Linked DNA regions of Homo sapiens: all the other regions are linked to region 5. Evidence: chromatin contacts called from ENCODE Hi-C or POLR2A ChIA-PET data. All regions are on one chromosome and are shown on one strand. The core of a region is the stretch at or near the end of the contact, and the rest is flanking DNA. Distances in the headings are between cores, read along the strand shown. Region 1 holds the start of ERCC6L2 (ERCC excision repair 6 like 2). Region 2 holds the start of TSTD2 (thiosulfate sulfurtransferase like domain containing 2). Region 3 holds the start of UBQLN1 (ubiquilin 1). Region 4 holds the start of FANCC (FA complementation group C). Region 5 holds the start of CKS2 (CDC28 protein kinase regulatory subunit 2).

Region 1 (2,700 bases), core at 64-2,563, 6.6 Mb before region 5:
CTTCCACCAATTTCCCTAAATACCAAGAGTGACTAGATTTATCAAAAGGAATGAGCCTCCCAGTCACAATATCCACTCGGCAGCTTCATCTATTTTTAGCTGCCAGTCTCCTATAGGTATTTATATGTTTGGTCCCTGAATTACAGCGTCATCAATTCCTAGACCTCAGAATTCAGGCTTGTAACTTGCCCTCTCTGAACTTTAGCTCTGAATTCATCTATTTAATGAGATCGATATCTTCCTCAAAGGAAAGCAAGTAAACAATCAGCATATTGCTGGGCTCAGGAAAATCACTCAATACCTGGTAGCTTTTGTTATACAGCACAATTATTAATGAAAACTACTCATTTGGGTGCCAGAAGGCATCCCAGGTGACTTGTGGTAGATAATCACACCTTCTTTAAACCTCCTATTTAAGGCAGAATATAATGCCCTGACTCAATAGGCAATAAAACTCAACTGAACTAAATATCTCAACCTTCATTTATCTACTTACAACAAACTTCTGCCATTCACTAACAACTGGGGCATACAAGAATAAAGAATGAAAATAACATTTACTGAGTGCTTAATATGGGCCACACGCGGGGTCACATAAATACTTTGCGTATTCCCCACGTCATTTAATAATCGCAAGAACCTAGTAATGAACCCAGTTTTACAGATGAGGAGCCTGCCCAAAGTTGCTCAGCAAGTAACTGTCAGAGGCAGCACTAGATCCCAGGGGCTGACTCCCGAGTCCAGGTTCTCAACACTGAATCGGAGATTTGGTTCCAGGCCTGGAGGGGTTCACAATCTGCAGCTGTCACTGAAGAGGATCTACAGGGCAAAACCCCAACCCGAAGGGCACCGGCAAGAACTGGTCCAACGCGACGCAGTACACAGGCCTCTGCGTAAGGGGCGAGCGCGGAGCTGGTACCTTTGCCTGAGGTTTCCGCGCGGGGCTGTGGCGCCGACGGATCCATCCGGCCAGGGGGAGGGGCCGAGCCCGGCTGCATGTAACACCCGGAAGGCGGCGGAGGACAGCAAGGTGGCTGGCCGGCAGGCCAATGGCGGCCAACGCCACTTCCGGCCGCCCTCCGAGCATCGCTCTTCGGCAACCCGAAGCCACAGGATGGAGGAGGGGGATCCCAGCAAAGGTAGCGACTAAGGGGACCCAAGCAGAACGGGAGGGCGACGTCCGGAGCGGCGGCAGAGCCAGGGGACGCTGTGTGAGGCTGGCAAAGCGGTGTTCACCTAGTTCTCTCGGGCTCCGCCGCCGCCGGAGGAGGACAGGAGGCCGGCAAGGCGACCCCCAAATCTTCCTAGGCTCTGACTTCCGTCTCCTAACCCCCGCAAATTCCAACCCGGTCTTGGAAAATCCCGCGAGAACGGGCTCCCGAATTGTCATTGGGATCTCGCGAGAACGAAATCTTCCTTTCTGTGGGCGGAGCAATCTTCCCGATGTCTCTTCCCTCTGAGGCCAGTAGCAGGAAGGGCCTCGGGAGTTGCGAGTGTCGCGAGGTTTGAGGTCGCTCGGTGGGCCGGGCGCTGTGCGAAGCTAGAAATAACTGGGGGCATGGAGAATGCGGTGGCTGTAAAGGGCCGCTGAGGCGGTGGAGGCCTGGCAGAGAGCGTCCCCGCGGTCGCGGCTTCTGGCTTCTCTGTGGAGCTTGGTTCTTCCGTGGTGGTGCAGCACCCCAGGAACTTCAGGAACCAGTCCTTCCTTGGAGAGCTCCCCGGGACAGCCACGGGGGCCAAGTGAAACTAGCGCGTTTTCTTGGATCCTACACTTTATAGTGAGTCATAAATACTTTAAATACAAAGCCAACAACATTTGCTGCAAATAAACGTAAAAATACTGTTAAAGTGTAAAGTGTTTTCCTCCGTACCATCTGACGTTTCTGGCGGTTCGTTGAACGCGAGAGAACGCTGAGCCGTCTGCACTGAGCCCGGGAGCATCTTCAGGGCAGCGCCGCCCACGCGCGAGGTGAATGAAGGACACGGCCTCTTGACACTCCCAGGCAGCACAGATAGACGGATCCGTAAGTGGCTCCCGCGCATGTTAAAATTTGTATACTGTAAGGTATTTCATGGATTGAGTGAAATACCTGACAGGGCCTGTATCCGTTCCCTATTGCCACAATAACCAAAAACCACAAACTTTGTAGCTTGAAACAGCACAAATTTATCATCTGACAGACAATGCATTTATTATCTCACGGTTCTGTAGATCAGAAGTGCTACCTGGGTGTCACCCGGGCTGCACTCCTTTCTGGTGACTCCACAGGACAATCCTTAGCTTGCCTTTGCCAGCTTCTGTCCACATTCCTTGGCTTTGGTCCCTTCCTCCATCTTCAAAGCCAGTGATATGCCATCTCTCTGAACCTTCCATCCTCAAGTCTACCGCTGATTGCAGCTGGAAAAGATTCTGAGGGCTCACCTGAGTAATCCAGGATCATCTTCCCATTTCCAGGTCTCTGCCCTTGATCACATCAGCAGAATCCTTTTGCCATGTAAGCTAATATATTCACGAATTCCGGAAATTAGGAGATAAACATCTTTGGGGGATCATTATTCTGCCTACAGTAGTGTCTTAAGAAAACAATATGGCTGTTTGCAAATAGATCTCAATTCTATGGCAGATACTAAAAACTAGTAGTATGTGTTCATAAAATGCTTCATTTAAAATATGACTTGTTTGCTTACCAGCAGGCAATA
Region 2 (2,700 bases), core at 49-2,548, 8.3 Mb before region 5:
ATAAGCATCTTTTTTTTGTTGTTGTTAAAACTAGAATTATTCCATCTTTATGAAGGCAACACTGATCTCCACGAGCACAATCATCCAAACGGAGATGGGAACCCCTGTTCTAACTCTCTCAGAGGCCTGAAGTTAGTTTTCTAGCACTCTCTCTCACACAAGGGAAATGCGCTTACGGCCAGTTCAAAATCTGCAGTAACCTGTGTCTGTTTATTAGGGACCTCTTGGGCGCAGGTAAGACAATATTCTTTCCCTGCAGCTTGAAAGAAGTGAAATCAACGGATAACCACTACCGGAACAGAGTTCAGACTGCAACTCATGAGATCTCTCAGTCCTTTCCTTCAGTGAATTCTTCCGAGCCCTTTTCAGGTGCAGCTTTGAAGGTTAAAACGAGACACTAGGACCAGTGGGTCCCTAAGAGGCGGCAGCACAGACACAGGTGTGCTTCCCTGCTCCGTGGTTTTACGGACGAAATTCTGAAGCATCCTTAGAGACCAAGGGTCTACCCATGGGGTTCACCAGGCCTTCTTTCCCGAGGATCGGCCCTTGACTCAAAGAACTGGGGCGGGGGAGAAGTCGCTTTCTAGAAGCCGCCCGACCACACCGCCACCATATTCTCCTCTTTCCCTCCGCGGCTCCCCGCACGTTCCCGGGGAGAAGAGCTTCCAGTCTCTTCCGTGGACACCCAAAGACGCCGAGCCTCGGCTCCCAACCGGGAGCGGCCTCCGTGGCCGGGCCGCAGGCACTCACCGTCGTTCTCGTCGCTGTGCCGCCGCCGCGACATGCTGCCCTCCGGTGCGCCGCGGAACCGAGAGGCCAGGCGGTAAGCGCTGCAGGAACTGTCTGGCCGCTGGCCGACGCAAGGACAGCTGCAAGGCGCGCGGATGGGCCGGCACGCAGGCGCACTAGCTCGCCACGGCCCCGGAAGCGCAGGAGAGGCCGCCGGGTGGGGCTAGGCGCTGCGACAGCCGGCGTGAGGAAGCTCAGTGGGCTACGAACGTCTGGCACACATGCAACCGCCCCCTCGGGCTGCCTCCGCCTGCCGGCTACTTCTTTCTCCCGCCTTCCGCTCTATGTCCTTCCGGGGCCACGCAGAAAGTGCCGCCGCTTTGGCCACTCAGAGCCCCCGGGCCGCGGTCGTCGTACGCCTGAAGGCGGGTCGTGCCGGCGGCCGCTCTAGTCTCCGCCTCCGCTCAGGCCGGTCCTCCGGGGCTTCTCAATGGTTTCCCGGTGGCCTCTCAATGGTTTTCCCGGCGGCCCTTGCGCCGACGCCAGGAGACTTCCGGAGCTTGGTGACGTCACGAGCGAGCTTTTCTACCCAAATACGCGGCGGGGGAATAGGCTCGAGGGCGGTGAGCAGTGACAATTGCTAGGCGGAGACAGTGCAGGGAAGAGAGACCTTAGAAAGGATCAGGACTGGCGGGTATGTGCTCATCTACTCCCACTTTCCGGCTTTTGCCGCCTTGGGAAAAGTGGGAGGAGAGGTTGGGCCAAGCTCGGCATGCGGGGTGGGGCCTGGGCGGGAGGCGGTGCCGCACGTGCCGCCCCTTGGTATGGAAAGGCCGGCCCTGACGCGAGCGTGCGGCTCCGGGCTTGCCGGCTGGCCGTCATTTTCCTTAAGTTGTTTGCTTAGGAAGGAACAAATGATTGTTTTAGTAATCTGTTTTCAAGGGTTATTGGGTACCTATATGCCTGTGTGTGAGCGTCCCCTCCCCTGATGTCTTTATGAGCACCATACTGGCTTATCTGCTTTGTCCATGGCCATCTGAAATTTCACTCTCCCGGCCTAATTCTCCTTCGGTCTTACCCATTTCAGTAAATGACGTCATCCGTCGGCCGCTTAATCCAAAAATTTAGAGTCTTTCTTAGCTCTTTTCCCTCTTTTTACATAACAATTATCTGTAAACCCTGCCTGCTCTGCTTTCAACACAAATCCAGAATCAGATCGTGTTACTGCTTTGTTTAAAAGTCTCCTATGACGGCCGGGCGGGGTAGCTAACGCTTGTAATCCTAACACTTATGGGAGGCCGACGCGGGCGGATCCGCTTGAGCCTAGGAGTTCAAGACCCACCTGGGCAACAAGGCGAACACCGTCTTTACAGGAAAAAAAAAAAAATTAGCTGAGCCTAGTGTTTGGCGCCTGTAGTCCCAGTTACTCGAGGGGAGGGTTGGGGGCCGAGGTGGGAGGATCCCTTGAGCCCAGGAGGTCGAGAATGCAGTGAGCGGTGATCGCACACTGCACTCCAGCCTGGGCAACAAAGTGAGACCGTGTCAAAAAAAAAAAGTCTCCTACGACTTTCCATTGCACACTCCATGCCATGGCCTGTGGGGTTCTACTTCTCCTCACTGTACTCCAACCACTCTTTCTGTTCTTACAATAAGTCAAGCTTGTTCTTATTTTAGGAACTTATACTATTTCCTTTACCTGAAGGTCTCTGGTTCTAAATCTGCGTGGCTGGCTCTTGGTCACTTAGGTCTCAGCTCAAATGTCAGGTCCTTAGTGAGGCCTTCTTTGGTTACCCAATCACTGTTTTATTTCATTCAACGAATATTATATTTATTAGCATTTAGCACCTCCTAGGTGCCAGGCAGAGTTCTGAATGCTGAGGATGTAGAGGTGAACAAAGGAAAACCCCTGCTCTCTTGGCGCTGATATATTCTAACGACCCATTCAGGAATACCCACAAATAGTGCCATCAT
Region 3 (2,700 bases), core at 90-2,589, 5.6 Mb after region 5:
GTGATCATCTCACACCTGGACATAACCAAGTAGTCATCCTTCATTAAGCAGAAGGCCTTGTTATTGAGCCATGCTGCCAGAAATTTAGGTGATATCAAATGATGTCTATACTGAAATCGATACCCTCAGGATTCTCTTAGACCCAGATTCCATAGAGCTCTGCTAAAAAGTCGTGTTTATGTAACAGTATTTATTCTCAGAACAGGGTTGGACGGCTTAGGAGCAGAAAGGCAGAATGTATCTTTGCGGATTTGGGTCATAGTGGGCTGTCAGGATTTAAATTGTGCAACATTGATTAATAATGGGCTGGTTTGTACATTCCTTGCAAGTCATCTTTAAAAGCCAATGACGTCATTTCAAATTAGGATTCTCAGAGATAATTTCTCTCTGTATTACACTGAAAATAATTTTGGAACTATCCTTAATGCCACTTAAAGCCTGAAATTGACCAGTAACTTAATTTGATAGAATATAAGGCGAACACCTCAACTATATTAAATTGTCCCATTTGGGTGGACACTCCTCGGGCACCCTGTTCCGCCCTACACACAGATAATCTGGGGGCGCTCGCGCACAGCTGTCATCGTAGCAGCAGAGGCCACTGTCAATACAGGTTGCCTGACTGATCGTCTGACCAAACCGGGCTAACCCGAGGGCGGTAAATAAGCTCTGGCCATGAAGCAATGACTCCGCAGGATTGCGCAGGGCAGTCACGGGCGTTCACTCCATTTTCTGTTCGTTGTGCTGAGGCCTTTCCACCATTAACTTACCCCAACTCCCCCGCATAGGGCAATACGACCCCTCCAAATATCAAACGCTAAGCATATTAAAATAACAAAATACCTCGCCGCTATTTTATCACCAGACCCTCCTCCCAGCGGGGAACGCAGAGTAGACAGAGAGGCAAGGGAGGGCAAGGCGATTGTGACAGCGCGGAGGGGTGAACACGGCCCAGCTGGGCATGAGGTAAGGTGGGGAGACTACCTGGACAGCAAGCGCGCAGGCGCAGCCGCGGCCGCAGGGCCCACTGGTCCCTTTCTAGTAATTTCGCTAACCGTGACGTCATCTCGGTGCGCCGTTACAGCGCTTAACTGGAAACTGCGATTTAGTTTTTGGTGAAAGGAGTGGAAAAAAACCATGAACTGACCTACCCCGCCCCATTTTGCTTTTAGTCCTTCACACTGGCTTCGCCTGCACTTTGGGCAATGGAGCGGGAAAGGAAAAGGCACGCAGGCTGAGCTCAAAGTCGCGCCAGCCGGGGATGACTCGGCGACGCCGCCAGGCGCGTTACCCGGCGTGCTCCGCGCGGCGCCGGCGAAGGGACGTGGGGGAAGGGGCAGGGAGGAGGAAGCGGTGGCTGCTGCGGATGTCGGTGTGAGCGAGCGGCGCCTGAACACACGGCGGCTGCCGAGCGCCTGACCCGGGCCTGCGCCAGAGCCTGCACCGAGCTCCGGGGCCCCACACCCGCTACGGTGGCCCTGCGCCCGTTGCTACTGAGGCGGCGTGCTCTGCATTCTTCGCTGTCCAGGCCTGCCGGCTCTGGTGTCTGCTGGCTCCTCCTTGCTCGCCTGCTCCCTCCTGCTTGCCTGAGTCACCGCCGCCGCCGCCGCCACAGCCATGGCCGAGAGTGGTGAAAGCGGCGGTCCTCCGGGCTCCCAGGATAGCGCCGCCGGAGCCGAAGGTGCTGGCGCCCCCGCGGCCGCTGCCTCCGCGGAGCCCAAAATCATGAAAGTCACCGTGAAGACCCCGAAGGAAAAGGAGGAATTCGCCGTGCCCGAGAATAGCTCCGTCCAGCAGGTGAGGCCGCCTGGGGCTCGGGCCGGGATGGGGGTGGCGGCAGGACCTCCGCCCGCCGCCCCAGGAGACCTTTTGGAAGGGCCTGGGAGAGGGGTCGTCCTCGGCCATTCTCCCGGGCGTCGTCCCAAATTAGATCACACCCAAGTTCGTGGGTTTGCGCCTTGGGACACCGCAATGGTTTGTGGCGTGGCGGCGCGGCCTGTTTGTGGGACGGGCTGATGCCGCTTTTCTCGGAGCCTTCCTTCTCTGGTATCCGCCGACCCTCAGCCTCCTCCCCCAGTTCCCCGCCCTCCGTCGCCTCCCCTCCAACTCCTCACAAAGGAAAGGGACCCACCGCCAGCCTCCGGGCGGGGTGGAGGCTGGGCGGGGGCGAGGGTTCGCTTTAGCTCAGGCTGCGGTTTTGTTTCATGAATTAAAAAGGGGTGGGTGGGATCCTCGTTGTTTTACGTGCCTGCTTGTTAAGGTGGGTTTTGGGGTGAGGTGCATGTGTATATTTAGTTCTGCATTTTAACTCCTGAAATCTTTCCCACCTTGCAACCTTTAAAAAAAAATTATGACGTAGAAACTGTTTTTAGCTCCATCTTAAGTAATAGTGATAGTACTAGGTTTAAGGAGAAAAGTGAATGACTTTCTTTCACTGATGACTTGCTCTTTCCCTTTTAGTATGTTTATCATCTCTTAGATGCCAATCATTGGGTAGGTTTTTGTTTGATTTTAGAGGGGCGATAGCGATGTTGATATTAGCGGTTGCAATCAAATAAAAGAAAATCGGAGTGAATGCAGAATATTACTTAAACTTGGTTCAGGAATACAAATCTTGCAGTTAATTAAGATTCTTGGTGGAATTTAACAAATAATTTTAGTGTATTGTTGAATACGTCGTGTTTTCCATAATTACTGACT
Region 4 (2,700 bases), core at 50-2,549, 6.0 Mb before region 5:
ATAGGAATAGTTGGACATGTTTAAATACTTGAGAGCTATTTTTATTACAAGCACACACAGCTTTGTGGTGTTTTTTGTTGAGACAGAGTCTCGCTCTGTTGCCCAGGCTGGAGTGCAGTAGTGCGATCTTGGCTTACTGCAACCTTCGCCTCCTGGGTTCAAGCAATTCTCCTGCCTCAGCCTCCTAAGTAGCCGGGAGTACACACTAATTTTTGTATTTTTAGTAGAGACGGGTTTTTGCCATGTTGGCCAGGCTGGTCTCAAACTCTTGACCTCAGGTGATCCACCCGCCTCAGCTTCCCAAAGTGCTGGGATTAGAGGTGTGAGCCACCGCGCCCGGCCTGTAGTGTGTTTTTGAACGTATATGTGAAGTTGTAGCTTTTTTTTTTTTTTTTTTGAGACGGAGTCTCCCTCTGTCGCCAGGCTGGAGTGCAGTGGCGCGATCTCGGCTCACTGCAACCTCTGACTCCCTGGTTCAAGCTATTCTGCCTCAGCCTCCAGAGTAGCTGAGATTACAGGCGCCCGCCACCGCGCCCGGTTAAACGTTTTGTATTTTTAGTAGAGACGGCGTTTCACCATGTTGGCCAGAATGGTCTCGATCTTCTGACCTCGTGATCCGCCCGCCTTGGCCTTCCAAAGTGCTGGGATTACAGGCCTGAGACACAGCGCCCGACCTAAGCTGTAGTTTTATGATTATGATTTATGGTTGTGAGGCATTGATTTAAGACATTTTAAAGCTTAAGTCGTCAGATCCTAGAAGAAAAAAAAATTCACCAAGACAAGCTAATGCCATTGTCATAAATGGGAGTTTGGAGAAAATTTTATTAATATTTGTTTGGGTGGTTTATGTACAGCGTTGAACTGATTTGAACCCCGACCAAACACTGTATGGAACTAATGTACGGTAGGGGAAATCATTAACTGAAGATGCCTTTTTTGTTGCTATTGTTTAGAACGCAGTTAGAAAATCTTATTTTAGAGGTTTTACCCCGTTGACAAAGCCTCAACTTTTCTTCAAAAGAACTAATTTCCATTTTACCTCCCCTACATTTTGAACAGAATATGGAAGAAGCCAGCGCCCCTTCTCCGCGGGCGCTGCTGCAACCCTGCTCCCGCCGGGGCTTCCGCGCGAAACCGGGAACACTGGAGCAGTACCGACTCCGCTCGCCTAGAACCCGCCCCAGCCGGGCCCACTTCCGCCAGAGCCCTGGCCGCGCCCGCCCCGCCCCACGGACCCGAGATTCGTCGGAATTTTCCCGCGACGCCGCGGGAGCGCGCGGGGCCGCTAGCCAGGCCCCAGAATGCACTGCTGACACGTGTGCGCGCGCGCGGCTCCACTGCCGGGCGACCGCGGGAAAATTCCAAAAAAACTCAAAAAGCCAATACGAGGCAAAGCCAAATTTTCAAGCCACAGATCCCGGGCGGTGGCTTCCTTTCCGCCACTGCCCAAACTGCTGAAGCAGCTCCCGCGAGGACCACCCGGTAAGCGGCAGGCCGCAGAACGCAGCGAGGGCGGAGGCTTCCCTCGGGGGTCTGGCCGACACGTCAGCGGCGAGAGCGGGAGGAGGAGGCGAGGGGCAAGAGGGAAGGCTCGCGAGAGCGGGTGGGCCAGGCGCGCCTTGCGGTGGGCGAGAGGGGTTCCCGCCGGCGCAGGGCTGTGGCTAAGGCTGAGGCGGGAGGCGGGAGGCGGGAGGCGGAAGGTGGCGGGCGGTGCCAGCCCGCGGGGCGGGGCCAGGGCGGGGAAAGCGGGGGCGGGAGCCGGCGCTGGGGTCGCGCGGAAGGGAGCCCCCGGAGAGGCGGGAGCCGGGTGTTGGCGTTTTGGTTCTTTTTGTTCATTGAGCGCAGGCAGCTATGTCTTCTTCAAAGGAGAGGAGCAAAGGTGAATTTCTCTGCCTCGGACTCGTGGGAGCCGTGAAAAGCTCGCCCCTTTGAGCCGGTCGCCCTCTACAGCTGGCCTCGTCCTCCCCGTCCCTCACACCCCTGCCCCCAAACCCCATTCGCCGGGGCGCCAGGAGGGGCGAGGTCCAATTAGAGGAGCCCGGGGCGCGGCTGTTACCCCTCCCGCCCTCCGCCTTTTATTCCCGGAGGGAGGCGGGTTCGCAGAGGCCAGTGTCTTCCCTCCATTCTTTTTGTGGACGCCAGGCCATATCTTCAAAGCCCGTGAGAGATTTTTCAGGTGCTGTTTGTTGGTTTGCTCTTTTTAATTTTTTAGGTGGGTGCGTTTACAACTACGAACCCTCTATGATCTTATGTGTCCAGCGCACCGAATGGGGGAAAAGACTTGGAGTTTTATAACATGGGAAATTGGGTACCAGAATCTTAAGGGAAGAGACCAAGGAGTTTTCTAGCAAAGTCCTGTATGTGCCTGGACTTTTGTTCTAATCTGAAACTTGGAAAACTCCCGGGCATCTGATTTTATTCTAACTTGTGCCCCATTTAATGCATCTAAACTGTGATGTGATTTGACTTAGCATTTATCAAATGAGCAGAGCACTTTTGGGCCACCCAACTTCAGCTCTTTGTGGCTGTCACTCACTGTCAGTGATATGCCCTCAGACAGATCGTTTTCTCCTTACTCCCCTGAAAGGTTGTTACAAACAGTAGAATTCATACCATGTGTTGAGATCATTCATTACCTAAGCTTAGATGGAAAACATGTTCATTGCGACTTTATACATTAAACTTGAATTGATGTTTCAA
Region 5 (2,700 bases), core at 139-2,638:
ACAGACTTCCATGCTACTAGGGAGGGGGAGAAAAAGAGAAACCACCCACTGTTTTGTTCTTTCTTCCTTAAATAGCATTCGGAGAAATCTAACCTACAAAGGCAGCAGACAGAAAACAAGGTCACAATTTGGCCAACGATGGCATGGGCTTTATCTCCCCTAAATCTTGGTAGTATCCCAGAACGCAGCGTTCTAGTCGCTACCTAGTTAAGAAAAAGGGGTTGACTGTTTTCTGAAGCCACGCCCTAAATGAAGTGTCCCGCATACAGTAAGGACAACAAATTTTAAATGTCCCTACTCGCTTTCCCCCAATCTACTTTAATTGGGGGGAAGGGGACAGGGACATTTAAAATTTGTCTAATTTTACTGATCGATTACAGCCACCATGTTCTAGTACGGTGCTTCAGGACTCAAACGCAAAAGTTTCTCAAAGCCCAAAATTTGGCCAGTGTATACTAGCAGAAAATGATGCCCAAAGTCCACTCAAGTTCTTAATCGGCCTTAAAATGAAACTCCTTTAATAATACCCTCAATTGTATGACTGCGGCTAACCTATAATGGCCCAAATCACCATACCCAGTAAACATTTTCGAATCCCCATCAAGCTCATTTTTCGGGGGGTCGCCTCCAAAGCTTATTCTTATACCACTCACTTCAAAAACAAGAAAAAGAAAAGTGTTCCTCTGTGTTAACAGATGAAAATGACCATTTGACCATTCTAAACCACAAACTAGTAAAAGCTGCATCACCCCGTCAGCGACAGGGAAAGTGTGTCACGGTTGCTAAAGGAAAAAGGACGGCACCAGGTGGGTTTTCCTGGACTGGTTCAAAGAACTGGAACTGAGACCAGCTACTGAACGGCCTAATTACTTCGGCCACGGCCGAGAAAAAAGTGACGGGATGGTCACTCCGCGTCGCCGAGGACCCCATGACCCCCAAGTTGCGCCGGTTCCTACCCAGGTACTAAATGCGGCCCGGTGGGCACTCTTCCCTCACCCTCCGCGCACACCGAACAAAGGCCCAACCGGCCCGGCGCGGCCAGGCACCCAACCATGTCCGACTGCGCGGGGCGCCAGGTGGCCGCGACCCCAAACCCCGGCCCTCGCCCTCCGGCCCCGGGCTCCGCCCCCCAGGCCCCGGCCCCCACCCCCGACCCTACTATGCCTGGGTCGCCCCGCCCGCGGGGGCCCCGGCTGAGGGAGCCGGCTCGGGGTCTAAGAAAGGCGCCCACCGGTACTCGTAGTGTTCGTCGAAGTACTTGTCCGAGTAGTAGATCTGCTTGTGGGCCATCCTGCTGGCGCGCTGCAGAAAATGAAACGAGAGCGCGAAGAGCGGGCGCAGCAGACAAAACCACGTCCAGCCCAGGCAACAACTCGCCGGAGACTAACGACCGCAGTCCCAACGATCCGGATTTGAATCCGACAGCCCGCCGCCGATTGGACAGCAGCGCCGACCAATCACCTTCTGCGGAAGTCGGCCGGCTGCCAGCCTATCGTCGCCGCCGCCTCGCAAAGTCCGCTTCCTGGGTCAGCCAATCAGAGATCTGTTGCGAGGTTGCCCGAGGGAAGATAGGTACGTCACGGGGGTGGCAGGGCCCTTAACGGGCAGGGGCGTGGCCAGAGGAGGGCGAAGTCGGGACGTTAAGGGCCGCAGAGCGCGTGCGCAGGAACGTGGAAAGTTCCAGGACACGGAACCGTTGGGACGGAGGACCTGAAGGTGGAGTGAGGTATCACGGGGTTTGGTGATGACGTAGTCGGTCGAGGCCGGAAGCGTGGGCCACAGGGCTTTGAGCGGAAGCTGTCGACCTTGCACGGTGATGGCGCTCCTCGTGATCCCTTGTATCCCCTCAGGCTCGAGCCAGGAGCCTAGGTCCACTTTGAAAAGTAGTAAAAGGCAGAAAGGTTCTGCGGTGTGAGGGGGAGGGCGGCTTCGTGGTCGGCTGGGTCGGGGGAGCGCCGGGCGGCCGCGGCGTGGCTGTGTCCGGGGCTGCCCTGCGCAGCCGGCCGTTTCGCCGCCTGGTGCACTTGCTGAGCTTCCGGCCTGGCCCGTCGCGGGGCTCCTGGCGCCCCCCTAGACGACTGTGTGGAGAATGGAGCCTGCGGAGCCACGCGTAGAGAGAGGCCCGGAGCCGGCGCGGTGGCGGCGGGCGCCAGTGGTCCCAGCCACTCGGGAGGCCGAGGTGGAGTGTCGCTTGAGCCCAGGAGTTCCAGACAGGCCTGAGCAACAGAGCCAGACCCCGTCTCCACAAAGAAAGAAACAAATGGGCCAGAGACCCAGAATGCTTTCTGTAGCCTAACCTAATGTTCAAAACCAGGGCAGACCCAAGCCATGGAAAGCTTGAGGGAATAAAATAATATTCTGCTGCGGCCAAGAATAACAATGCTAATTCCTGGATAAGGGGATTTAAAATGATGTTTAACAACTTCTGGTCTTTTAATATTGACCCAAGTTTAAAAACATGTTCATATAAAAAAGTTACTGGAAGAAATTTATAAATGTAACTGGTGGTTATTTTTAGATGACAGAATTAAAAGTGATCTTTTTGGTATTTTTTCCACAACGAGCACGTGTCATTTTTATGTTAATTTCATTTTATGCGAAATGCTCCAGCGCAGTACAGGCTAGTGGGTTCAGGGTGGCTGTGACTAAGTAATGTAGATGGGGTACCTTAGACAAAGTTTCCAGACTAGAGGCTGGAAG

The links. A loop is a pair of places that touch in the nucleus more often than their neighbours do. ChIA-PET counts read pairs that join two places held with the same protein, here RNA polymerase II (POLR2A). Pooled maps may share reads with other maps.
Region 1: a loop to region 5 is called in a pooled map, with 25 times the contacts of the local background. The contact joins the promoter of ERCC6L2 here to the promoter of CKS2 in region 5. A Hi-C loop is called at or near these places in 2 of 37 single-sample maps with no recorded cell type and 11 of 50 pooled maps.
Region 2: a loop to region 5 is called in a map with no recorded cell type, with 17 times the contacts of the local background. The contact joins the promoter of TSTD2 here to the promoter of CKS2 in region 5. A Hi-C loop is called at or near these places in 3 of 37 single-sample maps with no recorded cell type and 7 of 50 pooled maps. POLR2A ChIA-PET finds 5 or more read pairs at or near these places in 1 of 52 experiments (BJ).
Region 3: a loop to region 5 is called in a map of CD8-positive, alpha-beta T cell, with 18 times the contacts of the local background. The contact joins the promoter of UBQLN1 here to the promoter of CKS2 in region 5. A Hi-C loop is called at or near these places in 6 of 168 maps with a recorded cell type or tissue (CD4-positive, alpha-beta memory T cell, CD8-positive, alpha-beta T cell, HCT116 and 3 more) and 13 of 50 pooled maps.
Region 4: a loop to region 5 is called in a pooled map, with 5 times the contacts of the local background. The contact joins the promoter of FANCC here to the promoter of CKS2 in region 5. A Hi-C loop is called at or near these places in 3 of 50 pooled maps.

Annotation. Positions count from the first base shown.
Region 1 is chr9:95,874,304-95,877,003 of GRCh38, reverse strand. ERCC6L2 (ERCC excision repair 6 like 2) reads right to left here and starts at 1,313. Exons shown (of 19, transcript NM_020207.7): 1 at 920-1,313. The coding sequence starts at 965. It overlaps ERCC6L2-AS1 (ERCC6L2 antisense RNA 1), which reads left to right and starts at 1,027. Exons shown (of 3, transcript NR_023390.1): 1 at 1,027-1,139. RefSeq lists enhancers at 1,103-1,162, 1,223-1,452, 584-1,458, 1,593-1,692, 1,733-1,782 and 1 more.
Region 2 is chr9:97,631,966-97,634,665 of GRCh38, reverse strand. It overlaps TSTD2 (thiosulfate sulfurtransferase like domain containing 2), which reads left to right and starts at 1,298. Exons shown (of 10, transcript NM_139246.5): 1 at 1,298-1,423. It overlaps NCBP1 (nuclear cap binding protein subunit 1), which reads right to left and starts at 845. Exons shown (of 23, transcript NM_002486.5): 1 at 751-845. The coding sequence starts at 784. RefSeq lists enhancers at 348-427, 1-820, 985-1,279, 1,048-1,377.
Region 3 is chr9:83,706,597-83,709,296 of GRCh38, reverse strand. It overlaps UBQLN1 (ubiquilin 1), which reads left to right and starts at 1,339. Exons shown (of 11, transcript NM_013438.5): 1 at 1,339-1,797. The coding sequence starts at 1,618. It overlaps UBQLN1-AS1 (UBQLN1 antisense RNA 1), which reads right to left and starts at 1,462. Exons shown (of 2, transcript NR_135839.1): 1 at 985-1,462. RefSeq lists enhancers at 537-1,425, 1,589-1,658, 1,426-2,316.
Region 4 is chr9:95,316,308-95,319,007 of GRCh38, reverse strand. FANCC (FA complementation group C) reads left to right here and starts at 1,299. Exons shown (of 15, transcript NM_000136.3): 1 at 1,299-1,482. RefSeq lists a silencer at 1,628-1,947.
Region 5 is chr9:89,309,883-89,312,582 of GRCh38, reverse strand. CKS2 (CDC28 protein kinase regulatory subunit 2) reads right to left here and starts at 1,388. Exons shown (of 3, transcript NM_001827.3): 1 at 1,232-1,388. The coding sequence starts at 1,290. It overlaps MIR3153 (microRNA 3153), which reads right to left and starts at 358; the gene lies at 277-358. It overlaps LOC105376136 (a long non-coding RNA gene), which reads left to right and starts at 1,781. Exons shown (of 3, transcript XR_930101.4): 1 at 1,781-2,700. RefSeq lists enhancers at 833-882, 1,553-1,842 and a silencer at 1,853-2,082.